Linked DNA regions of Mus musculus: all the other regions are linked to region 3. Evidence: chromatin loops called from intact Hi-C (ENCODE). Cell type or tissue: heart. All regions are shown on one strand.

What was found. A loop is a pair of places that touch in the nucleus more often than their neighbours do. Peaks named below come from ENCODE experiments on the same cell type or tissue, not always from the same donor. Only the 100,000 strongest peaks of a DNase experiment are listed, where the experiment ranks them.
Region 1: it touches region 3 in a loop (6-fold over the local background); 33 of 42 quality-filtered maps call a loop at or near these places.
Region 2: it touches region 3 in a loop (5-fold over the local background); 5 of 42 quality-filtered maps call a loop at or near these places.
Region 4: it touches region 3 in a loop (4-fold over the local background); 17 of 42 quality-filtered maps call a loop at or near these places.
Region 5: it touches region 3 in a loop (5-fold over the local background); 35 of 42 quality-filtered maps call a loop at or near these places.
Region 6: it touches region 3 in a loop (3-fold over the local background); 15 of 42 quality-filtered maps call a loop at or near these places.

What each region holds. Positions count from the first base shown.
Region 1 is chr2:93,202,430-93,206,429 of GRCm38, forward strand. It overlaps Tspan18 (tetraspanin 18), which reads right to left. Exons shown (of 10, transcript NM_183180.2): 9 at 3,271-3,354; 10 at 1-1,993. The coding sequence ends at 1,946. Among named protein-coding and RNA genes, the nearest start is that of Gm32824, 15 kb to the right of the region's middle. In heart, a CTCF peak has its summit at 1,502 (motif pointing right); a DNase peak (open chromatin) is centred at 1,462.
Region 2 is chr2:93,196,891-93,200,890 of GRCm38, forward strand. It overlaps Trp53i11 (transformation related protein 53 inducible protein 11), which reads left to right. Exons shown (of 8, transcript NM_001025246.2): 2 at 7-88; 3 at 722-858; 4 at 1,373-1,431; 5 at 1,649-1,697; 6 at 2,005-2,101; 7 at 2,467-2,568; 8 at 2,896-4,000. The coding sequence starts at 730. The coding sequence ends at 3,029. Among named protein-coding and RNA genes, the nearest start is that of Trp53i11, 11 kb to the left of the region's middle. In heart, CTCF peaks have their summits at 2,163 (motif pointing left) and 2,735 (motif pointing right); DNase peaks (open chromatin) are centred at 2,171, 2,961, 3,911 and 3,941; H3K27ac peaks cover 430 bases.
Region 3 is chr2:93,416,854-93,420,853 of GRCm38, forward strand. Cd82 (CD82 antigen) reads right to left here. Exons shown (of 10, transcript NM_007656.5): 8 at 3,702-3,902; 9 at 3,387-3,470; 10 at 2,249-3,089. The coding sequence ends at 3,012. Gm13807 (predicted gene 13807) reads left to right here. Exons shown (of 6, transcript NR_040529.1): 5 at 592-741; 6 at 862-977. Among named protein-coding and RNA genes, the nearest start is that of Mir7001, 3.2 kb to the right of the region's middle. In heart, a CTCF peak has its summit at 1,745 (motif pointing left); a DNase peak (open chromatin) is centred at 1,738; H3K27ac peaks cover 569 bases; H3K27me3 peaks cover 881 bases.
Region 4 is chr2:93,067,339-93,071,338 of GRCm38, forward strand. No RefSeq gene overlaps it. Among named protein-coding and RNA genes, the nearest start is that of Prdm11, 23 kb to the left of the region's middle. In heart, a CTCF peak has its summit at 1,760 (motif pointing right); no DNase peak of the experiment used is centred here; H3K27me3 peaks cover 945 bases.
Region 5 is chr2:93,215,313-93,219,312 of GRCm38, forward strand. All of the region lies in intron 5 of Tspan18 (tetraspanin 18), which reads right to left. Gm32824 (a long non-coding RNA gene) reads left to right here and starts at 3,898. Exons shown (of 4, transcript XR_001783414.2): 1 at 3,898-3,964. In heart, a CTCF peak has its summit at 1,871 (motif pointing right); DNase peaks (open chromatin) are centred at 1,899 and 3,491; H3K27ac peaks cover 1,074 bases.
Region 6 is chr2:93,331,372-93,335,371 of GRCm38, forward strand. It overlaps Tspan18 (tetraspanin 18), which reads right to left and starts at 3,116. Exons shown (of 10, transcript NM_183180.2): 1 at 2,901-3,116. In heart, CTCF peaks have their summits at 2,243 and 2,465; DNase peaks (open chromatin) are centred at 1,160, 2,280, 2,720 and 3,160; H3K4me3 peaks cover 3,626 bases; H3K27ac peaks cover 3,850 bases.

The DNA.
Region 1 (4,000 bases), 210 kb before region 3:
ATCTCTGGAAGCCTGGGCTAGTTCTGGGTGGCAGCCGCTGTGGTTGGGCTAAGTCCTCAACCTAGCCATGAACTTCCAATCAATAGCCAAGCCATTTGCCTTCCTAGACAGTTGGAGTCCAGTACGTGCTGGGTTCTGAGTCAGCCTGGGTCCTCTTAGTCTGGGGGTGCAAGCCAGCAGAGGGGCCCCCTGATCTGGTGACTCAGCCTCTAGGGAGCTTACTATGGGGATGCCAATTAAGCTGTCATAAAGACAACTTCCGTATAGCATTCAGAGACACCCACTCCCCGGAAGGCCAGGCTGGGTGAGGACCACATAAAGAGGAGAGAAAATGGGAGAAGTAGCCCCCCTTGCACCCAGACAGCAGAATAGAACAGGCTATGGCTATGACTCCCAGGTGGCAGAAGGGCAAAGGAAGGCTGGAGTTCAGGTCAGGCTCTTCCATCTGAGAGAGGAGAGCAGACACCTAGCTGTTCCTTCCACCACTGTTCCCCTTTTGTGCCCTTGGCAGACATAATTAATCAAATTTGAGATCCTGACAGACAACACTAATGGATTCAACACGGTCCTGGCAGGGTCAGGCATCTTGCAACTAGTTGCTAACCTAGCCTGCAGTTCAAGTTTGTGTGTGTGTGTGTGTGTGTGTGGGGGGGTGTTGGTTGGTTGGTTGGTTGTGAACCTATTAGTCTGGGGTGTTTGTTTGTGTGTGTGTGTGTGTGTGTGTGTGTGTGTGTCTGTTGGTTGGTTGGTTGGTTGTGAACCTATTAGTCTGGGGTGTTTGTGTGTGTGTGTGTGTGTGTGTGTGTGTGTGTGTGTGTGTCTGTTGGTTGGTTGGTTGGTTGTGAACCTATTAGTCTGGGTAATCTGAGCCTAGAGAGACTAACAAAATAAATGTTCAGCAAAAGGTCAGAAGGTGTCACGGTAGGAGATGCTGTGGGGTTAAGTCTGCAGACAAGAGGCATGACCTTAACCTCTAGAAAGGAGAGAGAGTGAAGGGGTACACAGACGGAAAAATGGAAACCCCTTCTGTCTGCGGAGGTGATGGTGACATCAGAGCATCTGAAGGCAGGAGGCTGAGTTGGGAGGTAGTGAGATCCATCCGTATGTGGAGGGATGCAGGGGTGAATTCTTGGCAGGGACCTTGAAGAACACATTCAAGCCTCAGCTCTGGGTAGAAAGAGAGAAATGAACAATACTGGGGTGTCTTCCACCTGGGAGAACAGGGGTGGGGCATGGCCCACGGGGACAGGTGATGTATCACAGTTGGATCTCTGACAGAGGTACAAGCAGGGCAGAGTGGACACAGTACGGACTGTAGAGCTGGATGCAGGCAGTTCCTGGCCAGTTTACATCGGGGTGGAGTCCTGGCTGGAGCGACAGCAGCCTGGAGATGACCTTGTCATGCACATGCTGTGTGACTGGACGGAAATGAAAGGGCCACCTTCTGATCCAGTGTCCACACACAGCCACCCTCAGCCAGCGGGAGCAGGGACCGCTTCGCTCTCCAGCAGATGGTGCTGCAGAGTCTGTCCTTGTGTTGTGAAAAGCCGGCTCCTTGGGGCCTGAGGACCGGGCTCCTCCTCCAGGATGTGTTTCTACCTCCTGGTTGCTCTGATCCTGGAAATGCTAAGAGAGGTGATCCGGGCCAAGGGACACTCCAGTCTGACAGGGCCAAGGGGCTCTGAGGCTGATGAACCTTTGGTCTCAGGAACAGCTGGTCCCAGGCCAGCCCTAGGTCCTTGTAGAGCCCATGCCCCTTGCTTTAGAGCCTAGGTGAGGCCCCTTCATGTCTGTCTTTTTTGTTTGTTTGTTTGTTTATTTAAAAATTAGCTCTATGCTTCTGGCCGTTTGGGCTGGCCTTGCTTCCGCCCCTGGGGCCAGAGGACAGGGAAGAGAAGGGGCTGGCTTCTGGGCAGTGGTGGGCTGAGTGTCTTCAGGCCAAGGCCTACTGGATGCCCCGGAAGAGGCACATGGCAAAGACCATGAGGAAGAGCTGCAGAGAAAGGGAGAAGATGATCTGGAGTCAGACTGGGTGCACGTCGAGGGGCTGCCCAGCACACCTCCTGAGGGGAATCGTGATTGTGACACTACCCGGGGCAAGCATCTGCTCGCCACTTGGGTAAAAAACAGGCGTTGGAAAGCAAGTCATCTGTTTAAACAGCTCAAATCTGTCTTTTTTGGGTTGGCAGAGACTTTAAGCAAAGCACAACCCTTCTTGGGCACCTGAGTGTGTACCGAGAGCTTACCATGTAAAGTAGGTTTCCAATGCTGTTAGCAGCAGCCTTTCTAACCAGCAGGAAGTGAGGCATGGAGATGTCGGAGATGTCTTACAACCTGATTTAGGTCACACAGCTTCAGTGGGGGTAACCTAGCTTGAGCAGAGACACACTTCCCCCCTCCCTCCCCCCACCCAGCCCTTGCTTCTAAGCCCCTGCGCTCTCGATAGCTCACCGGAAGCTGGTGAGGTTTCCAGAGATTGCAGTTCCCTAACCCTGACCTGTGGCTACATCGAGGCAAGGCTATGTGCAAATCCTTGAAATCTGCCCAGCCTCAGGAAGATCTGTGTGCCTCTTGTTGGTCTTAGCTCTCACAGGAGGCTTTGTCCACTTCCAGGAGTATTGGCACATACAGCAGGAGCTTAATATATGCATGCGGAATTAATGAATGATGCCTGTACTTCTCCTGTGACTTACACAGAACTGGTATCCTGAGAGACAAGGCACAGAGGACCCTGAACAAGGGCACATCAGAGTGCCAGGCGACCAGAGCTTCCATGAAAGGGTCCCCAAAGAGCAGGGAGTGAGGGCTGCACATTAGGCTACCTGGCCTCACTGCCCCAGAGTGCATCCCTGAACTGGGCAGGGGGGCAGTGAGAAGGGAATGCTGAGTAGTAACTCAAAAGTTGACAGCTACTCCGCTACGGTGTAGGTTCTGGGGCACTGGGATGAAGGATTCTAAAGCTCCATTGCCAAGTTTAAAAGACCCCTGACCATGTGCAAAGTCAGGACTCATCCAGAAGCCCCCGCCTTCCAGGCAGCTTGTGGGGTGTATCCTGCAAAGCGCACTTGGACTGCAGAGCTGGGGTGAGGTGAGGTGCCTCTCTGGGCCTGCCTGTTCCCATTGTCCTGGGAGAGGCACAGATCCGTAGCTCCAGGCCACAAGAATGGCTCTAGCAGCAGACGTTTGCAGTAGGCAGCGGCTATGAATCTGGGAAATAGGCTGAGCGTACAGACGCTGGGGCTTCCTCCCTCCCAGGGCCCCTCCACTCACCTCAATAGCCAGTACTCCAATGGCAAAGGCTCCGGCCAGGTAGACATAGGTTTCGAAGGTGTTGAGGATCACTGTATAACAGCCCTGGGAAGGAAAGGCCAGAGATGAAGCCACGGTATGGAAGTGTGGTCTGCAGTCAGGACCACTGTCAGTATTGAAGTCCCTGGCATTTGGCCTCAGGGCTCAGCAGCTGCAAGCTGGCATTTTTATACTGATGTGGGAGGAGGAAGCATCTGGTCAGTGGCAGAATGTCACCAACATCCCTCCCTCTGCCGCATCCAGTCCCCAAGACAGTCCCAAGGCTAACTAAGCCACAGACCTAGACTATGAGGAGATGTCCAAACACTCAGGCCTCCTGGTGCTCTGTAGAAGTGGGGGTCAGACATGCAGGGCAAAGCTGAATGGGATGGATCTCTTCAATCAGAATGTCAAATGGTGCCCCAGCCCCAGGTGGGACAGTATCTCACAGAGGTGCACAGTGCCCCACCAAGTCCCTCTCTTGACCTGCCTGGCTGCTGAGGGATTGACAGTCCCCCTCCCCAGGCTCAAGGCCAGGCAGCCCATCCTCAAACATTGCTCAGCTCTTTTCCCACAGCCTCACAGGAGCAGCTGCCTTCATGTGACTCATGTGCCTGCGGTCCCCTGGCACTGTAGGTGACAGAGCCAGATGAGCCAAGACCTCTCCCATTGGGCCCCAAAGACATTGTACTCTGTGTCCACTGTACCCCAC
Region 2 (4,000 bases), 220 kb before region 3:
TCCTAGGTTGTGAGGACTGAGCACAAGAGAGGGCCCCTCATCTCAGACTCCAGTGTGCATCTCAGCATCTAGCTCATTGCCCATCTCAGTACGTGCCCTGTGGTATGGGGTGGCATGACTCGGGGCTGTGGAAGATGGTGGGCAGATGGAGGCTGGGGTAGAGGCTGTGGATGCTAATGGCCAGGAGTGGTTCACGTCCAGGCAGTGTGGCCACTACTATGGAAAGCCTCATTTTCTGGGCTTAATGTCACCTTCCCTCATGACTAACACTCTCCTCCTCTAGGTTCTGGGCAGTGATGGCTGTTTAGGAGGTAGAAGGACCAGCAGGCAGTGGGAATTGTCTGGGCAGGTGGCTTAGGACTTAGGAGGCTCACTCTGAGTCTCTGAAGTCTCCTTTGTCTCGATAACCCAGAAATCTTGTCAATGAGATCCATCCTGGTCCAAATGCCTTTTCTAAAACCCATATTGCCACTCCAGGGCTGACTGTAAGGCCTTGTCTGACCCAGTCACCTGGGCTGTGTCATGTCCATGGGGGCCAGCCTGGAAGCATCCTCCTCAACCCATTTTACAGGAGAGGAAACTGAGGCAGCCGCAGCACCATCTTCTCTTAGGCCCCGGGTGGGGCCTGGCCACATTCTTCTCACCCTACACTGGGACCTGGGGTCTGGAAGTCCAGCAGGAACGATGGCTGAGGCCAGTGTCTCCCCATGTCCCTCAGCAGAAGAAAAAATGGCAGGCAAACAGCCCCCTCCGCTCATGAAGAAGCACAGCCAGACGGATCTTGTGAGCCGCTTGAAGACCAGAAAGATCCTGGGTGTGGGCGGGGAGGATGATGACGGCGAAGTGCACCGGTCCAAGGTGAGCCATGCTAGGAAGAGGAGTCATGAGCCTGCAACTTCCAGGGCCCTCTGCTCGTGTCAGGGGAATGCTATGCCCAGTGGCAGAAGTTTGGGGACAAGAACCCAGTGCTTCTTAGGGTACTGGCATAGACTGTCCTATAGACATGAGTGCATCCTGCTAGCTCTGCTGGTTATCCATGTGGTTATTGACCCATTGTACAGGTGAGGAAGCTAAGACTCACATAGAGGGGCTAAGTAACTTCCTTAAGGTTATATCAGTGACCCACAGAACCAGGCTTCCAGCCCCTGCTGGGCAGACCCTGAGTTTCTTTCCTTACCACCTCTTTTCAGTTCTCTTGTCTGGGTACCAAGGGAGGCAGGAGAGGTTGAGCTTGCATTGGGGAAAACATTTATGTTAATCAGGGATGTTCTGATGGCCCCCAGGTGTCCACAGGAGCTGGGAGGAAGGTGGGTGGGTGAGATGCTGAAACTGAAGACTTCTTCCCTGATGCCTCTGACTTGTGTGTCCACAGATCAGCCAGGTTTTGGGCAACGAGATAAAGTTTGCTGTGCGGGAGCCTCTGGGGCTCAGGTGAGCAGTAGGTCTCGTTTGGATGGTTTTGTGTCCCGGGTATGTGTAAGGTCCTACGTGACTGGGCCTTGCTCTGAATTACATCCACACTGTTCATTGCCTCCTCAAATAGCCCTGGCTGTTTGGGTTGCACAGGGTTCCCCCCCACCCCCCGTTTGGGTTGGCAGTGGGGGTCAGGGTGAGTGTGGCTGTAACTGTCTTCTCGGAACCTCCCCAGGGTCTGGCAGTTTCTTTCTGCTATGCTGTTCTCCAGTGTGGCCATCATGGTGAGTACTGTGTGTCCCCGCCCAGGCTGCAAGTAGGTCCTGAGACTTAGATGGGGGTGGGGGTGTGTGTGTGGCTCTTTCCCTTACCCCAGCTGCTGCTGTCTTCACTCTGAGGCCCATACTTCAGGGTCTAGGCCAACTCCCGGGACATCCTGTCCATTACTGGTGTGCCGTGCCCCCAAAGTAACCAGCACACATGCTCTGGGCTCTGGGCTCTGGGCATCCCAGCATTGGATGCTGCCCCAAGGAGGTCCCTAGCATTTGTCTCACCTCATAGCTGACCCTGTGCTCCTCCTGCTGCCCACAGGCCCTTGCCCTCCCTGATCAGCTCTACGATGCAGTTTTTGATGGGGCTGAAGTCACAAGCAAGACCCCCATCCGCCTCTACGGTGGTGCCCTCCTTAGTGAGTATTGCTGGGTCTCCAGCAGCCTGGTAGCCCTCTTCATCTGTGTCTGTGCTGCCACCTTGTGGCCATTGCTAGAATGCATGTAGTTGGTTCACTGCCCTGGCAATGGCAGAGGTAGCTTGGGCCTGGAGGCCCTTGCCCCATTGTGTAGATAAAGATACCAAGTCCTGGGGAGATGAGCACCTGGCTTGGGTTGGATAGGGCTTTAGAAGCAATGTGAGCTGTCTCTGGGGGGAAAGCTATAGCTGAAGAGCTGAGGACCGGAAGAGGGGCCGTCTGGTCTGAGAAGTGGGTGTTGTGGAATAAGTGGGTTCGGACTCCTGGGCTAGGGATCAGGCTGCCCCGGTGCTTGATTCCAACAGGCATCTCCTTGATCATGTGGAACGCACTCTACACAGCCGAGAAGGTCATCATCCGCTGGACTCTGCTCACTGAGGCCTGCTACTTCGGGGTGCAGTCCCTGGGTGAGTGGTGTAGGGTGGTGGGAAGGCTATCAGGGTGCAGGAAGAGAAGGGCAGAGCACTGGGTGCTCCTACAACATAGACCAGTGTCCTGAATCCACAGCCCAGCCGTTCCCTCCAAGCCTGACACTCAGGATGCACTTCTAGGCACCTGCCACTTGGGGGCAGCAGACTGGCCTAGGCTGGTGTTAGGCTTCTGGAGGTCGTCAGCCTGCAGTCCCACTCACCACAGGGATGGTCGAGGGTATTCAGCCTAGCCTAGCGTCATGATGGGAGAGGCTCAAGCACGTGTCTGCTCCTGACCTTTGCCTCCCCCGACTTCCTTCACAGTGGTCACTGCCACGCTTGCTGAGACGGGCCTCATGTCCCTGGGGACCGTGCTGCTCCTGGCCAGCCGCCTCCTCTTTGTTATTGTCAGCATCTACTACTATTACCAAGTCGGCCGGAAACCCAAAAAAGTGTAGCAGGCTGGGACCTGCCTGGGCCTGGACCTGGGCCCGAGCAGCTGGGGACTTCACTGTCCATGGGTCCTAGACAGGCCTGCAGGCAGGCAGGGTGCACACGCCTTCCTTCCCTCCCAGGCACTCCACGGAGTCATCTTGGGTCTCCTGGGATTCTAGGAGTGACAGACCAGGCTGTGGCCTCTGCACCCCACCCCTCACCCTTGTGCAGGGACAACTCCTTGCCCTGTGTTTCTTGGCCTCTAGACTCTAACAGGCAGAGTCTAGAGTAAGTTTTAGGGTCTGGGCTGAGTCAAGGTGAGTTCCTCTGCCAGGAAGCCCTTTCTAGGAGGTTGTGTCGGCCCCAGCAGGGGCTCTCAGCTTCTCCCCATCCAGAAACCCGATGTGTGAGTCCCTCATCACACACGCACACACACACACACACACACACACACACACACACACACACACACACACACGGTGTTTCTAGAGATCCAGTTGAGGACATCTAGCAAGGGGAGTGACTGCCTCCCTTGGGCCAAGTTCCCCAGCCTCAGCCTGCACATCTCTCTCTTTGGCCTGCTGGAGGGTACTCTGATTCTCTGGCTGGCCGCCTGCGTCCCAGAGCACCAGAGTCCCTTCCCGACAGGCTAGGGTTAGGCAATGTACCACAGGCCTGATAGTCCCTGGCTCCTAGCTGCCCATAGGCTCCTAGTGCATGAGGAATTCTGAGGAGAGGACAAGTGGGGACATTTCCTCGGCATGGCCTCCAAGGCCTGCATGGCTACACACCTGGCTCAGTGCCTCCTCCAGATCCCCTCCTGAGGCTGCCCCAAGGCCTACGGGTTAAAGCCAATAGCTGCTCACATGCAACAACGGAAGGAGATTCAAGAGTCTGCCATCCCTTAGCAGCCCCTAAGTGGGCCTCTAGAGCTGAAGACACACCCCTGGTGCCACCAGCCTGTGTGGCCCCTCCCCTTGGCCCTAGCTCCCAG
Region 3 (4,000 bases):
AATGGTCAGTGGGCAGGAGTCAGGCCCCAGTCACTTCCTGATTAGCCTTCTCTCACCGCTTACAAGGGACATGGCTAGGTGTTCTTGGCATAACTTCACCATTCAGCAATGCCATCAAAAGCTCCTGCTCCGTGCCCCAGCTCAGGCAGGAAGCTGAGCTACTCGCCTCAAGCTCCCCAGTATCTTTGAAGCAGGGCTCCAGGCTCGTGCTATTTCAATACTAACTGCTGAGTAAAACTGGGGCCCCATTGCATCAGCCACTGGCCTTCCTTGTATCCTTTCATCCTTGGCAAAGAGCAACGCTCTTGTGCCTGCTGTTAGTAGGGTGCGCACAGGCTCCTTTTTTGCTTTTTTTGGCCCGGTAACAGAAAAGTTGTCCCCGGTTGGGGATTAGCAGGGAGTAGCCTTAAGTTCTGGAGTCCAGGAAGTCACCTTTCCTATCACCAAGGACAGAGTCAAGAAGGGTTATCCCTGAAACTGACAAAGCCTCCCCTTTAGCTTTCCACCGAGAAGCACAGAGGTAGAGCTTCATGGTTTGTCACAACCCTGAGAGCTTAAAAGATGCCGACTGTTTTCACTGAGTTCCAACAGATTGATTCAGAGTGCTGAGTTGAGAAATCTAAGGTCACAATGAGTAATGAAGACCATTAAGTCTATCCAGAGAGCAGCTAGGCCAAGAAAATGCGATTGGTGATTGATTGGTGATGTCTGCTGAGGACGAAGCTGTGTAGAGTGGTCTAGGTATGCTGTATGCATTTGCTACCTGATGAGCCACTTAGGCTGTTTATTTCACTCCAGTGCACACTTCCTCAAAGATTCATTTTTCTTTTATGGTTTCTGTTTGTTTTGTTTTTGATACAGGGTCCTACTATGTAGCCCTAGCTGTCTTGGAACTTGCTACGTAGACCAGTCTGTTTTCAAGCTCAGAGATTCTCTTGCCTCTGCCTCTAGAGTGCTGGAATTAAAGGTGTGCCACTATGTCCAACTTTATATTTTAATATGACACTTTCTAGGGCAGCCAAGGTTATCAGCGAAAAAAGCTGGGCCAGTATTACTTCGAGACACCAGCCCTGGAACAGGGCAAGTGCTCACTTCAGGTCTCCGACAGGGCCTCATGCTGCCTGGCTAAACCCCTAGCTTGGAGGAGGAGGAGGAGAAGGAGGAGGAGGAGGAGGAGGAGGAGGAGGAGGGGGGGGGGAGGGGGAGGGAGAGGGGAAGGGGGAGGGGGAGGGAGAAGGGGAAAGAAGAGGAAGAAAAGGAGGAGAGGAGAGGAGAGGGAGGGAGGGGGAGAGGAGTCCTAGTGGTTGATATTGTCAGGGAACCCAGGCTTCCTGGGGCCCCAGCCTGGCACAGGGTGCTATGGTGGGTCTAGCAGTGAGCTTGCATGGATGGCCTCTGACCACAGAAAGTCTCTTGACCTTCTGTCCCAGGACCAGGCTCTCTGGCTGAGACCTATTCATTCTTCTCTCTTTGGCTCACACTGTGGCTCAGTCTCACCAAATCCTGTTAAAGTCATCTCAATTCAGGAATCACTCCCCGGTTTGCACGAATGCGGATTCCTGGTCCCCTCCAGCCCCGCAGCCCCAGCCCCAGCCCCTCCCACACTCTTGACCTCTGGAGTTTGCATCCTCTGAAGTGTCCCCCCTGACTGAGAGACTTGGAGCAGGCCAGGTACCTGCAGGAAACAGGAACCACTGGTTCCCTGAGCTCCTACAATGGGGCAGCAGTGCCCCCTGGTGGGTACTGCCTGAAGCATTTCCCTTCCACTGCCGAGAGCCACTCATTAGAGGAGGGAAGAGAAGGGAGGTCTTCCAGGGCCTACAAGTGAGTGGGAGAAGTCCCCACCAGGCCATCCCTCCCAGCTTCCGCCTGCTCCTGTGTGGGCACTCCTCATCACGTTGTTTGGCTCTGCGTTTGTCCGGGCTGAGTGTGCAGAGGCTGCGAGGGATGATCCATTTCACTAAGGCTGCACAGTCTACCTGCCTGGCTTCTTATGAAAAGACTCCTTCTGTGAGTCTTAACAGAAGCCTGATGTTCCAGGAAGAGGCCACAAGCACTGTGGCTTCCTGGCTCTCTACAGCCCCCTTCCAAGCACCTGTACCCAGGTCTTTGAGGAGGAAGGACAGCAAGAGTGAACTGGCATCAGCTGTGACACAGGAACCCCATGTCATGCTTTCAGGTTCATCCCACGGCTCCCTCCTGTCACCGCCACATCCTCTCCACCCCATAGTTCAGGATACCGCCTCTTCAGACTGGATCATTATAAACCCTCCTTTAATAATTGATTCCAGAGATGAGTGTATGGAACCCCTCCCCCACCCTGCAAGGCACAGCCTCACCCACCCTTAGCGCAGAGGACAGGGGACAGCTGCCAAGAAACACCAGTCCAGATCCTCCTCTCATCCAGGGTCTTGTGCCAGACCTGAGGGACCCACACCCCTAAGTTGTCAGGTCCCTCACCAAGAGGAGCGCACCAGAGGCTACCTGGGCCAGTCCCCCAGGAGGCCCCTCAGTTCAGTTCCCTGCTGAACTGAGCTTGGGGAGGGGGGAGTGCTCCAAGTGTGTGGAAGAATTGCCTACCCTGTCTCCCACAGAAACATGGAAAACCTATGAAGAAAGTGTGACAGTGGGGAAAACCCCACCAACCTTTCCTGTGGCCTTTCCCTGGGCAGCTACGGGTGCTACACCCACCCTCCCTGGTTTTTAATACAATACAATATGACTTCAGGGTGGAGACACAGCTATCCTGTGTACAGTAATACTGGGAGCCATTTCGAGCTGTTAAAATATCCCAGGCAGTAGGAAGAAAGGCCACAGGATAGCCAGGGCCCCATATTGGTGGCAGAAGGACAGGGAGAAGGGCCCAGGCCCAGAAAGTTCCCAATGCAACCTTTCCAGGATGGGCCAGAGGCCTCAGTGGTGGATGGAGCAGGGCCCATGTGAGAAAAAGCTAGAGAGGCCCCATGGGAGGCTGAGGGTGGAGAAATAGGACGGTGGGGACATCAGCAACCTCAGTACTTGGGGACCTTGCTGTAGTCTTCAGAATGAATGTACCGGCACAAACATATGGACAGGAACAACCCCAGCAGCTGTGAAGGACAGAGCAAAGTCAGGAAGGCCCGCCCGGGTCCCAGGACCCTGCCCTGCAGCTCCATACTGGGTCCCAGTCACAACCACCCTGAGGCAGACAGGCAGGCTGCTGAAGGAGGCCCAGAGAGGGACAGTACCCAATCTGACGTCACACAGCCAGATGGGCTGGGGTCAGGGCAGCTCTAGAAGCACATGGACCACTCAGTTCACAGGAAGCAGCAATGCAAGGGCGCGGGGGCGGGGGAGGTATTCGAGACAGAACCCAGGGCACGGCTGCATGGGAGAGAGGGACAGACCTCAATGACAGCAACACCAGCACACACGCCCAGAAGGATGCCGAAGTTCTCCTGAAGCCACGCCTGCGCCTTCTCCATGCAGCCCTGTGGAAAGACTCATGTCAGCCTCTGCACACAGCTGCAGCAGGCCTGCCCAGGACCGGCTCGTGAGCAGGCCCCTCATGGCACCTGTAGACTATGGTGTGAGCAGATGGGGAGGAGGGGACTAACAAGGGAAGGAGGCTGAGTGACGGCCCCGGGCACCTCCAGGAGCTGGGACACCTGTCCCTCTCAGAGTGGCAGAGCCCAGCCCCTGACTGCCAGCTCCACACATACCTCAGTGTTCACAGGCCAATCCTCAGGGTTGTTTTCGCTCACAGTGCTGTTATCAGCCTCACAGAATCCTTTCTTCACAATGAGCTGGTTGTCCTCTTCCTTGATCTTCTCGCAGGAGCATGGGTAAGTGGTCTTGGTAAAGCCCATGAGCTCCTCGTTCTCTGTCCAGTTGTAGTGGCTGACCCAGCCACAGCACTTGACCTGCGCAGTGGCGACACGACAGGTTGCTTGATCGGCCACTCAGCCCATCCTAAGCAGCCCATCTCCAGGTGGAAACTCAGACTGGCCACTTCTGTGCC
Region 4 (4,000 bases), 350 kb before region 3:
CACTTGACCCAGGTCACACAGAGGAACCTGAGCCTATACCGAGCTCTGTTTGCCTCTTCCCTCCCATTCTCTCCTATGCTGCCCTCCATTAGCATGGCTCTTGTGCCCTGCTACCTTGGATCTGGCTGAGTCTGGGACCCAGAGAGCAAGGCAGGCCCAGGTGGAAAATTCTTGGTTCTGGAAGGGACAAGAGGGACATGGTCTCACTGACTCCCAGTCCCTCTGCTATAAAAGCCAGCCAGTTTACAGACTCTGTGGTTGTATTTGAACATGCTGGGCATCCTTAAGGTAACCATGGCCCTCCCTCTGTCATGGTTTTGTACCGGGTTCTGAGCTAAAACCCTTCTTTGCAGATCTCACAGCTCCCAAACCTGCCACAGCACATGGTCATAGGAACCTGCCACAGCACGTGGTCATGGGTTACTTTTCTGAGTTGCGTATAATCCTCAGTAGGTGACAGGATGGAGGGCTCTGTAGGAATCCCCCTGAGATGCTAAAGTCTGCACGTGCTCAGTGTTTTCTAGAAAATCCTTTTGTAGATTTTTTTAATGACCTCATGGATTATTTGTAATAACTAATATGAGCTGGAAGCATGGCACTCCTGTGACCCTGGGACTCAGGATGTGGAGGCAGGAGGAGTGCTTAAGTTCATCCTGGGCTACATAATGAGCTCCGGGTCAACCTGAGCTACCAAGTGAAATTCTGTCTCAAAATGCCAAGCTGACTTCGTATCAAATGGCTATAGACTCAACACATGGGAGGTGGCGACAGGAGGATCAGAAGTTCAAAGCCAAGTTGGGCTATGTGAAAGTCTGAATTCATGAAGCTAAGGTAGAAGTGTGGACTATTCAAAGCCTGGGAGACACAGTGCATTACAGAAAGGCCTGGGCTACAGACTGAGACTCTGTCTCAACACACCAGGCTGGGCATGATAGCACACACCTAGAGGTAAGGGTGGGGAGTTCACTGTCTTCCTGTAATACCCAGGAAGTTCTAGGCCAGCCTAGGCTACATGAGAGCATCTCTCAAACATGCACACACACATACCACCCCTAAACAAAACAAAATAACAAAACCCCTGTGCTTTGAACATAACTGTCCCACTGTGCTGTGCTGTGCTGTGCTGTGCTGTGCTGTGCTGTGCAGTGCAGTGCAGTGCTGTGCTGTGCAGTGCAGTGCTGTGCTGTGCTGTGCTGTGCTGTGCAGTGCAGTGCAGTGCTGTGCTGTGCTGTGCTGTGCTGTGCAGTGCAGTGCTGTGCTGTGCTGTGCTGTGCAGTGCTGTGCTGTGATGCGCTGCGCTGCGCTGCGCTGTGCAGTGCAGTGCTGTGCTGTGCTGTGCTGTGCTGTGCTGTGCTGTGCTGTGCTGTGTGTGCAGTGCTGTGCTGTGCTGTGCTGTAGTGTGCTGTGCTGTGCTGTGCTGTAGTGTGCTGTGCTGTGCTGTGCTGTAGTGTGCTGTGCTGTGCTGTGCTGTGCATACTGAGGACAAAAGGTCTGTACATGGCTGATATGGACATAACTGTTGCCAGCTTCTCCTAGAGCTGATGCTTGATTGAGTTTATTTATCCACTGTTCAGCTCAGAGGTGGTGATGGCCACACAGTCCTATGTCTGCTAAGGCCTGGGCCAAGACACCTTACCTCTCTCACAGCACAAAGCAATCCACAGAATCAACCCAACAGGTTTTTGTTTTTTCTCTTCCTCTGTGCGTCCCTCATTCACAAACTCCCTTTATGGGCCAGTTGTCATTTTACAGACAAACCACCAGATGGTGTCAAAGGGCCAAGTGTGGAATGTAGGTCCTGGAGTCTGCATTGGGCCCAGCTTCTGGGCTTTTGGGGGTGACAGGCAGGGGATAGATAGCAACAGATTGTCATTCTGGGTCTGGTCCAGCAGATATAGCTGGTTACCCTGTCTCAAGATCTGTCCAGGTAAGAAATGAGGATAGATGCACAGGCTATTGTGTAACTCAGACATTGACGGATCCTGAGCTGGGGAACAGAGACTTGTGTTACAAGTTAACCCTGCCACACTCTCTAGAGTCACCTTCCTGTTAGCCCCAGTGACACACTGAGCTCAGTCATCACCAGGAAACCTTCCCGGACTGTCTGAGCTCAGACTTTCCTAGATTCTCCTCTGGGTCAGCTACCAGCTTCCTATGGGAAAAGCCCACTTTGCACTTTGGGTATCAGCTGAGGCTCCCAGCATGCATCTGTGTCCTCATGTGGATGGAACAGACAAATGAGATCCAATGAACCAGTGGAATGGGCGAGGAGATGGTGGCCTGACTCAGAAGGGAAGCCTGCTCGACAGACAGTGGGGCTTCTAAGAGCAGCTGGATGGACCCCCCGACCCCAACTCTTGTGCTTTATCCTGTGTCAGCCCATGGAAAGTGCATTAAGGGCTGGGCAATTCTCCCAGCTGTGTCAGCTTGCAGCTACAACCACCACTAGTATAGAACTAGGATAGGAAGAGACCCCTGGGACCGCGGCTCACATCCAGCCAGACCGGAGTGACTCTCAGCCCAGCCGACAGCCCAGCCCATGGCTCAGGAAGGCCCCACAGAAAACCCTTCAGGGTCTGAAGGGTTGTAAATCTCTGCTGTGTAGCCCGTCTTCACCCCTCCTTGTCAGGAAGTTCTCCCCAACATCCTCCCATGGAGTAGGTATGTTGGGTCCCATCAGCCAAGCTGGACCTCAAGGACCATCAGCTGGTATAGGGTCTCTTATTGGCCTGGAGCTTTGTGACAAAGGCCAAGCTCACTGCTTCACAAGCTCTTAGTGGTCAGCATGTCTCCTGTCATGTCAACATTGCTCTGAGCACAGGTGCACACCACCATGTCTGGCTAATTACATGAGCCCTGGTGACCCAAACTCAGGTCCTTGTGCTCGTGAGGCCAGCGCTTTAGTAACTGGACCACCACCCCATCTTCTTCATTTGCACTTTGGGTAGAAATAACTTTTGAAGATGACAAATTCCCTGACTCTATTAAGTACGGTAACTCTGTAAGCTGCGTTGATACTTCTAAAAACTGAGGCCATTTCATTGGGTTTTCTCTTTTAAAGAAGGTCCTGATCTATGTGTCCGCTCCTTTCTGCACAGCTCCTAATAGCAAATCTGCACTGCTGTCCAGCTGCTGCCTCTGCCTGCCAGGAATTGTTTGTAGGAGTCGTATGTAAAGTAAGAGCAGAGGGGTCTGAGCACTGTGGGAGAGCATGCACGCACGCACACACACACATACACACACACACAAACACACACACACACACACACACACACACACACGGAGCCTGGCTTTTTACTCTGTTGTGAGGCCAGGACAAAGCAGGAACCCTGACCCTGGGACATGAGCTTCTCGAGTGCTATGGCCGTCCCTTACACACCATCACACCATCCTATCACAGGTCTTCCTTCACTGGACCTCTGCTGGGCTCACGACCCACTGTGGTCACTTCCAATCATCTACCTCACAACACAGCCCTAAGCATCACTCAACACACACTTCAGGGCTCCTCTGTAGAGCAGCAGATTCAAGATCAAAATCCCTAGCTTCATGCCATACCCCCAAGGGACCACCTTTCAAGACTCCTGGCCTCATCTTTGCCACTCTGTCCTTAACACCCTCCCTGTAAACCTCTCCTACACCTACCATGGGGTACCAAGTTCCTTAGACCGCAGTTCTTCTCTTCTTTCCAACTTCCTTGCTTTTCACTTTACAGAACCAAGATGGGCTCAGGGCTCTGTCTGTCTGTCTGCCTGTCTCTGTCTGTCTGTCTCTTTCTCTCTGTCTCTCTATCTCTCTGTCTCTCTGTGTGTCTCTGACTCTGTCTCTGTCTCTCTCTGTCTCTGTCTCTCTCTCTGTCTCTGTCTCTCTGTCTCTCTGTCTCTGTCTCTGTCTCTCTCTCTCTCTCTCTCTCTCTCTCTCTCTCTCTCTCTCTCTCTCTCTCACCTCCTCATCTTAGCAGTGGTTAGTCAGGAATCCTGACTCCAGCTTCAAGACACAG
Region 5 (4,000 bases), 200 kb before region 3:
ATGCCACCTGTACATGTGTGTGCACACAACCTACATACTACTATGTAATTCACCAAAATCCACAGCAGAGGTACACATACCATATACACAGGGCAGACATACATGCACACGTAATAAACTATATAAAACTACAGAGGGTGCCACATACCACACACGTACACACAATATACTTGTGTATATACTCACATATATGTTCACATACTTAGAACACGTATACATGCCTCCATCCCTAGTGCATCTCTCTTGCATATGATTTTGGCCTGTCCAGATCTATTCTGGGTTGGGGCCTGGTTTTGATGGCAGCAGTCTGAGGCATAGCATTGCACCCTGCCTCTGACCCACACTGACTTTAGCCTCGTGTGAACTGGGATTGGGATAGGGGTGAGCGGGGAGCACAGAGAGGTGAGGTGATAGCAGGAAGAGAAGCTGAGAAATGGAAGAAGGTAAAGAGGAGAGGAGGGGGAGATGTAGAGATGAGCAGGCCCAAGTGGAGACGGAAGGTCGGAGAGGACCCGGCTGGTGGTCAGCTCGAGGACTAATTCAGCCTGTCCGCAGCTCTCAACCTTCTTAAACTTCATGCAAAACAAACGCCCCATTTTTCTCTCCCGCTGGCAGGGTTCAGGGCACACTTAGCCGAGGCTGGCAAAGCAGCCAAGCACAGCCTGCTCTCAGCCAAGAGCACAGGCTGCCTTCCGGGCTTGGCTGCAGAGATGGGCCCATTAACAGTGATGCATCCCTTGTGGGGAGGTGAGGAGGGGAAGAGGCACGACCTGCCTGCCTTCTGGATCCCTTTCTCTCTCTGTGTCTCTCTCCCTCTCTCTCCCACTCACTCTCTCTCACCCTCTCTGTCTCTGCCTCTCTCTGTCTCTCTGTCTCTCTCTCCCCCTCTGTCTCTCTCTCTCTCCCCCCTCTCTTTCTGTCTGCCTCTGTCTCTTTGTCTCTCTCTCTCTCCCTCTCTCTGTCTGTCTGTCTCTGTCTTTCTGCCTGTCTCTGTCTGTCTGTCTGTCTGTCTCTGTTTCTCTCTCTCTCTCTCTCTCTCTCTCTCTCTCTCTCTCACTGTCTGTCTTTCTCTGCCTGTCTCTGTCTCTCTTTCTCTGAGACAGATTTTAACTCTGTAGCCCAGGGTGGCCTTGGTCTCACAGTAGTCCTTCATTAGCCCCCTTAATTCAGTGCTGGGGTTACAGGTGCACACCACCATGCAGGGCCCACAAACGCTTTCCATGCACACATGCATATGTTCACTTAGCACACAAAGCATCACGTTACCTTAGGTCACTTTTGTAACCCCTTAGTTTTGGTTCATCCTCTCATATACCCCCTTGACGGCCCAGCTCGTCACGCTTTTCCTTCCTAGCCCCACCCCTTCTACATCATACACATTCTGCTATCTTCCCATTCCCTCCCTCTTTTTGCCTCTCTAGGGCCCCTTGCTAGTTCTCTGGCCTCTACCCAGAACTTACTCCCACAGAAATACACATAAATAAAAATTAGAAGCTCGGATCTGCCTGAGAGAGAACAGGAGCTCTTTGTCTTCCTGAGCCTGAGTTACCTCACTTAATGCAATATTTTCCAGTTCCACTCATGTTGCCTGCAAACTTAATAAATTTCATTTTTCTTTATGGCTTGATAAAATTCCATTGTGTATATGTGTCACATTCTCATTACCCATCCATCTCCTGACTATCGTGAACAGAGCAACAGTGGACACGGATGAGCGAGCGTCTCTGTAGGAGGATGCAGAGCCCTTTGGGTACACGCCTAGGAACAGCACAGTTGGGTCATCACACACTGAGACCAGATCTTTCTTAAAGCCTCTGGGTCCCCAGCCAGAGCTGCTACAGGCAGGAGCTGACTGACAGGGAAGGGGACAGTCCACCAGGGGGCACCAGCAGGCTTCTTTGTCTCTCCCAGTAAAGTTGGCCATGTTATACTGTGAGAAATAAAGGGAGCTACAGCTCCCCTGCCGCTCGTGTCACAGGCCATTGCGCTTCCTCTCTGGGAGGTGGAGCACACAGCTATGATAGGAATGAGCCACATGGGGATGTCTTAATCTGGGAGAAGCCCCAGGCCAGATGTCTTTCTCTAGCATGCCTGGTACCACTGACTGTAGGAAAGACAGTTTCACTGCTTGTAAGGCAGTGCCTTTGATCTCTGAACTCATGGCTGTATCCACCGCCAGGGAATCCCTCTGGGGTCTGAACCCAGTGGCCTGCCCTCCAGGAGTGAGGCACTGGCCAGCGTTTCCTGCCCCCAGCTCCTGGGCCTGCTGTTTTCTCTGGGCCTTCACCCATAGTTTGTGAAGTAGCTCCCCTACAAGGAAGTCCTTCAGTCCACCAGCCCAGGTGACCCTGAATTGCATGCCACCTACACAAAGGGCACATTTGCAAGTTGAGTAAGCATGCACCTCTAAGCAGGAACCCTGCAGCAGGTCCAGGCTCAACATTCTCACCCACAGATACTCCTGGGTGAGAAACCCACCTACCAAGATGGGGACAGCGAGCCTCCCTCACTACAGCCCAGGGGAATCCAGAGAAAGACTGTCTGTTGCTGTTTGATCTGCTTAGCTTCAGCCTCCAACGGAACTAGTCAGTCCCTTGCCGGTCAGAGATGCCATGGCCAAGAGGTTAAGAACCCAGAGGGGAAGCACAGAGCAAGGCGCACGCTCACAGCCAGGGTTGCATCCTTTGTGGTTATGTCACCTCTCACAGCTTGGGCATGAGGGAGGGGACAGTCACTCCAGGGCCCTGACACATCTCTAGCATGGAAGGAACTGCAAGGGTTAACCCCAAAGCAGGAGGAGAAGGTTGTGATGGCTAACACGGACTGGAACTGTCACCTTGAGAGGGTCTAGAATCACCTGTGGCCATGGCTGTGAGGGATTTCTAGGCTGGGTTCACTGAGAAGGCAAGAGGTGCCCTGTGTGCACACATCACCATCCCACCGACTGAAGAAGAGAGTGAGCGGTACATTAGCACGCCTCTCTCTCTGCTTCCTGACACTGTGACCGGCTGCCTCAAGCTCCTGCACCCATGCCTTTCCCTCCAAGACACAGTGTACCTCCACTATGAGCCAGATGAAACCTTTCCTTCCCTAAGTTGCCCGTGTCTGGCATTTTTCATAGCCCTGAGAAAAGTGACAAATGCAAGGGATTAAGAAGTGGCTTCTTTGGAAAGCGATCCATCGTCTCTACTCTGGAAATGGAGAGCTGTGGGGTGAGTGGTCTGGCCAGCAGCCAGCTTGGCTTCATTACTCCCAGTTTAAGATCAGGGCTCTTGAAGGAAGGAGAGTATCATAGCCAATGCCAATGTCTTCAGTAGACCCTGAGAAGCCAGGCTGTTTAAACTCGGAGACCAAGGCCTCCCAAGAATTGTGGGCAGAGGCTCCATGAAAAACAGGCTCAGGAGCTGGGGTAGCAAAGCCTGAGAGCTGCCTTGTTCCCAGAGGGTGACACACTCAGCTCAGACGCCACGGACACTCCCTGAGCGTGAACACAGCCAAGTGTGCAGTGGCCAAGGGCATTGGCTTGACTTTCTGAGGTGGGGAGGCAGGGGAACCAGGGGAACTCCAAGAGATATGGTGGGACACCCCAAGCCAGCACAGAGTCACTCTAAGTATTGGGGGAGGCAAGGAGTTAGACCTGGGGGTGGGGGGGAGATAGTCTTAAGAGGCAGCTAAGAGTCTTCCAACACTAATGTTCCACCAAGCAGCCTCAAACTGCTTGTCACTGCTGAGCCATGAATGAACCAGAATAGCTTGGGCCTCTCAACTGGCCACAAAGCCAAAATGCAAACTGGTGTCAGTAAATAGTTACTAACTTTGTCCTGGTGACACAGTAGCATAGTTACTGACTGACTCTCCTTCCGGGTGACACAGTTACTGACTCCTTCCTGGTGATAGTAAAGACAGTCACTGACTCTTTCCTGGTGACAGAGTCACCGACTCCGTCCTGGCCCCAAGCTAAAAGGTAAGCCTATGAGTGCGTGGTTAGCTATCACCTATC
Region 6 (4,000 bases), 85 kb before region 3:
CATCTGTTCTCTGGGGCCAAGTGCTGGGTGCTGCACTCTCTCTATGGAGTCCCAGCTGAGTTCAGACAACCAACCGTTCCTGATTCCCCTTTTCAGTGGTTGATGAAATGGGCCAGAAGAGCACCTCTCTCAACAGGGAGGGGTTGCTAAAATGTGTGGTCCAGCCGCAGGCCCTGGCTCTGCCCAGGGAATGGGGGTTAGATAGGCATCCAGACAAAGATGCCTGCACCAGCTGCTGTGACACTCCTAGCAGAGATGGGTCACACTCCCTTCTCTCTACCCCAACCTGCTGGATTGAGTGTGAGTCCACTGGGTTCTAGTACCAGAGGCTAAGCAAGGGGAGGCCAGGCACCCTGGTGAAGAACCAGCATTCTGTTCAGCTAGACCAGAGGCAACATCCAGCTTGGTTGTCCAGAATCCCAAAAGGCTTCCCTGGATTTAAGTCACAAGACCCCTCTATCCCCAGAGCTGTTTACAGAGAGGGAAGAGGGGCCACTGAGAAAGTGGTTCATCTAAGGCCTCCATGAGAAGCTAACTGGTTGGATTTCAAATCTGCCCTTTCTCCTCTACCAGCCCCTTCCCACAAACCCCCCTAATATCTTGACTCCAAACCCAACCAGTCCCAAGTCCAAAGCACTAAAATGTCACTTAGATGGTAGGGGACTATTTCCAGCCTGGTGTGGAAGTTACCAGAAAACTGGGGGAGGGGTCCTTTCTGGATTCAGATCAGTCTGTCCTAGGTGCAAGTCCAGAGGTTTGTTTCCTCAAAGCTCCCTGGAGATTCAGTGATTGACTGGCATCTTGGTCTTGGGGACAGAGAGACAAAGAAATGAGCCTGGGCTTGGACTACTGAGAAGTCAGAAACTGGGGAATCTACCTGGAGTCCAAGAGACAGGACCAGAGGCAGGAGCAACTTTGGAAGGTGGAGAACCTCTATGTTGTCTTCAGTGTGAGGGCTGGGGTGAGTAAGGAGTAAAGAGAAGAGACAGCACCCAGAATCTGCAGGCCTTCGGGTTGGGAACATGCTAATACCCACGTTCCAGGGGTGGGCGGGGCTCTCCAACTAGGCTACACACACACACACACACACACACACACACACACACACACTGAGAGCCATTAAAACTAAAACAAACAACACTCTTCTTTTGTTTTCTGGCATGTCTTAAAGACAAACCCAGTGACAAGGGTCCCCACCCTTTCCTTTGCCTCTCTGCGTTGGCTCTGCCATTCCAAACAGAAGCCAGGCAGATAGGATGATCTGTCTGATGGAAACTTTGTCCTGGATGGGGGTACTAGCTGTATCCAATAAACACATGTGGTTTCTACCCAGGCTGAAGGCAGGACCCCATCTGTATCTTGGGGACCCATTCCCAACACCTGTGTGTGTGTGTGTGTGTGTGTGTGTGTGTGTGTGTGGTGGGGTATATGGAATAGCTTGGATGGTGAGCACGAATTCCTAGCAAGGGCACATGAAAACTTCAGTCGGTGTGAAGCTACGGTCTCTGTGAGCTTATCTGTACTCTCTTGGGGGAACAGAGAGAAGTTTAGTGAGAAGAGAAGGCACCAATTCCCTCCAAAGTCCCCTCCATAAGAACAGCCTTTCACACAACAAAGATGACCCTTTCCACCCACACAATACAGGAGTCTAAGAGTACAGGAAGGAAGAAAGTGCGTTTTCACCAGCATGTGGGACGTGATCATAGAGATGCATGTGGGACCTCAGGCCCAGGACATGGAGTGCTCTCGGTAATGGGTGAGGAGTGTATCCCTTTTGATGAAACTATAGAAATTCCTATGCCCCCAATCTACCTATGCCCAGAGAGAGGACAAATCCTGCCCACCACGCCCAGAGATCTGACCAGGACCAGGACAAAAGATGCCACTTTTACAAAAATGGCTGGGTTTCAGTAACTTCAAGTAAATCCAACTAATGTTCTATCCTATTGTCTCCATGCAGGCTTGCTGTTCATGTAAACTTTCTTTTGTTTTTCTGGGTGTAAATTGTTCACTCATCCTTGCCAGCAGCCCACCTCATGACACTGATCCGTCTGATCGTTGCACATCAGTCTCACAGTGGGTGCACCTCCGTCCGATTCTCTGGGACAAGGTGGGGAGCTCCTCCAAACAGACCCCACGCGCATTGCCTTGGTCCATCTGCGGTTCCATGAGCTCAGAAACTCAGAGAAGCTCCTAGGCTGGTCTGGGAAGCCGATCTGGCCAGGGAAGGGCGCCCCCTGGCGAGACAACTCTCCCAGCGCAAGCAGGACCCGGAGCCCGCGCGCGCCCACCTCGGCCAGCCACGCTAAGGAACCCACGGCCACCACACCCCACATCCGGCCGCAAGGAGCTCCGGACCCGCCCGGGAACCTCCTAGGTCTCCACATCCACGGAGCTGGACATCTTCCCGCGCAAGGAATGATAACTCGGGTGCGAGAGCAAAATCTAGGAGCGTTCTCCAGGCCCTGCTACCAGGGTCCCACGAAGGCGAAGAGCGCTCGGTGCCCCAGCCCGATCGGCTGTCCGCCGCGCCCAAGCCCGGCTCCGTGTCCCCCGTTGTGACCTGCTTGTGTGCAGGGTCACTTGGGCTCACCCCTTCACTCTCGGTACAGCCCCGGCCAACACACCGGCTCTGGGAGTCCCACCTGCCGCCTTACTGTCGCCTGAGCCCCCGAGATCGCTGGGCGCAGAATGGCTGCACCTGACCTGGGCGAAGTCGCGACCCGAGCATGCTCCGGGTCACTCAGTGCGGCGCTGTCCCCGCCCCCAGGGGAGTCGCTTCAGAACTTGGTGGCCGCTTACCCGAGCGTCCTGGGACCCGCACTGATCTGGGATCTCCCCCGAAGCGCGCGGTATCCCGGGGCCAGTACGCACAGAGGGGCTCAGTGATTGAATCCTACCTGGCAGAGGCTCGGCCGCGGGGTAAAGTTTCCCCAGGCGCAGAGTGCGCTCGCAACTTGCGGGGCACCGGTAGTCCTGCGCCGCGGCGCTGGGCTAGGCGTCAAAGCGACAAGGAGCGGCGACGCCCGCTGGGGGCCAGGGCCGGGCGGCCTGGCGTGGCTGGGCTTCGGAATCGCACAGCGTTGCGTCCGCCTGCAGCTTGCAGCCCCTGAGACGCCGGCGGCAGCTGCAGCGGCTCACCCGCCACCGCCGCCGGCCACACCTCCCGCCACCCTCCGGCCCGCCCTCCCGCTCCCTCCGCCCCAGCCTCCGCCCCTCCGTCTCCTGTCGCCACTACTGCCGCCGCGGTGCTGGCGCGTCTCCGGGGCGGACACGGCTCTCATGGTCCACGGCCGCTCTCTCACCGGGTCCTAGAGCGTGGTTTCTGGAACTGTGCTCTCCCGATGTCCTCTGCACTCCTAGCCTCAATGTCTGAATTTAGGAGATTGCTGGAGAAGGGTGAAGGTAGCACGCTAGACTGGGACATTTATTCCCTGGAAGCTTTCTCGCTGTTATCACACCGTGTGTGGGACTGCAGGGCTGGGGTGTGGGATTCTCCATTGCGATGTCGCGTCTTGGTTTCCCACTTACTGCCAGGGAAGTACCAGATAGAAACCTGTGCAGCAAGCTCTATTAGGGTTCATTGTTGGTGCCTCCCAACCCCATCCGCTGTAAACTATAGCACTGCTAAGGACCAGACCAGTGAGAGGCTCTCACTTCATCCTCTCCTCCACTGGGGTTCACTAAGACAGCTAACCTATGCTATACAGAACCCATATAAAATTCACAAGCAGGCACTCAAGAGCCACAACCTAAGAAAGACTGTCATGAGAAGGCTCAAATCGTTGGCAGCAATTATCAGTGTCTCAGCTTTGAAAAGTCCTGTGAGGCCACACACACACAAATCAAACTACACTCTACAGGAGACCACTTGGCCCACTGATCTCACCCAGGACAGACACTCTTTGACTTCAGTGTGGAACTTGGTGAAGTCAGGATGCTAGACAGAGCTTTGAAGGGTAAACAGAAAACCAGACTTGGTATTTTCAAGCCCACAGTC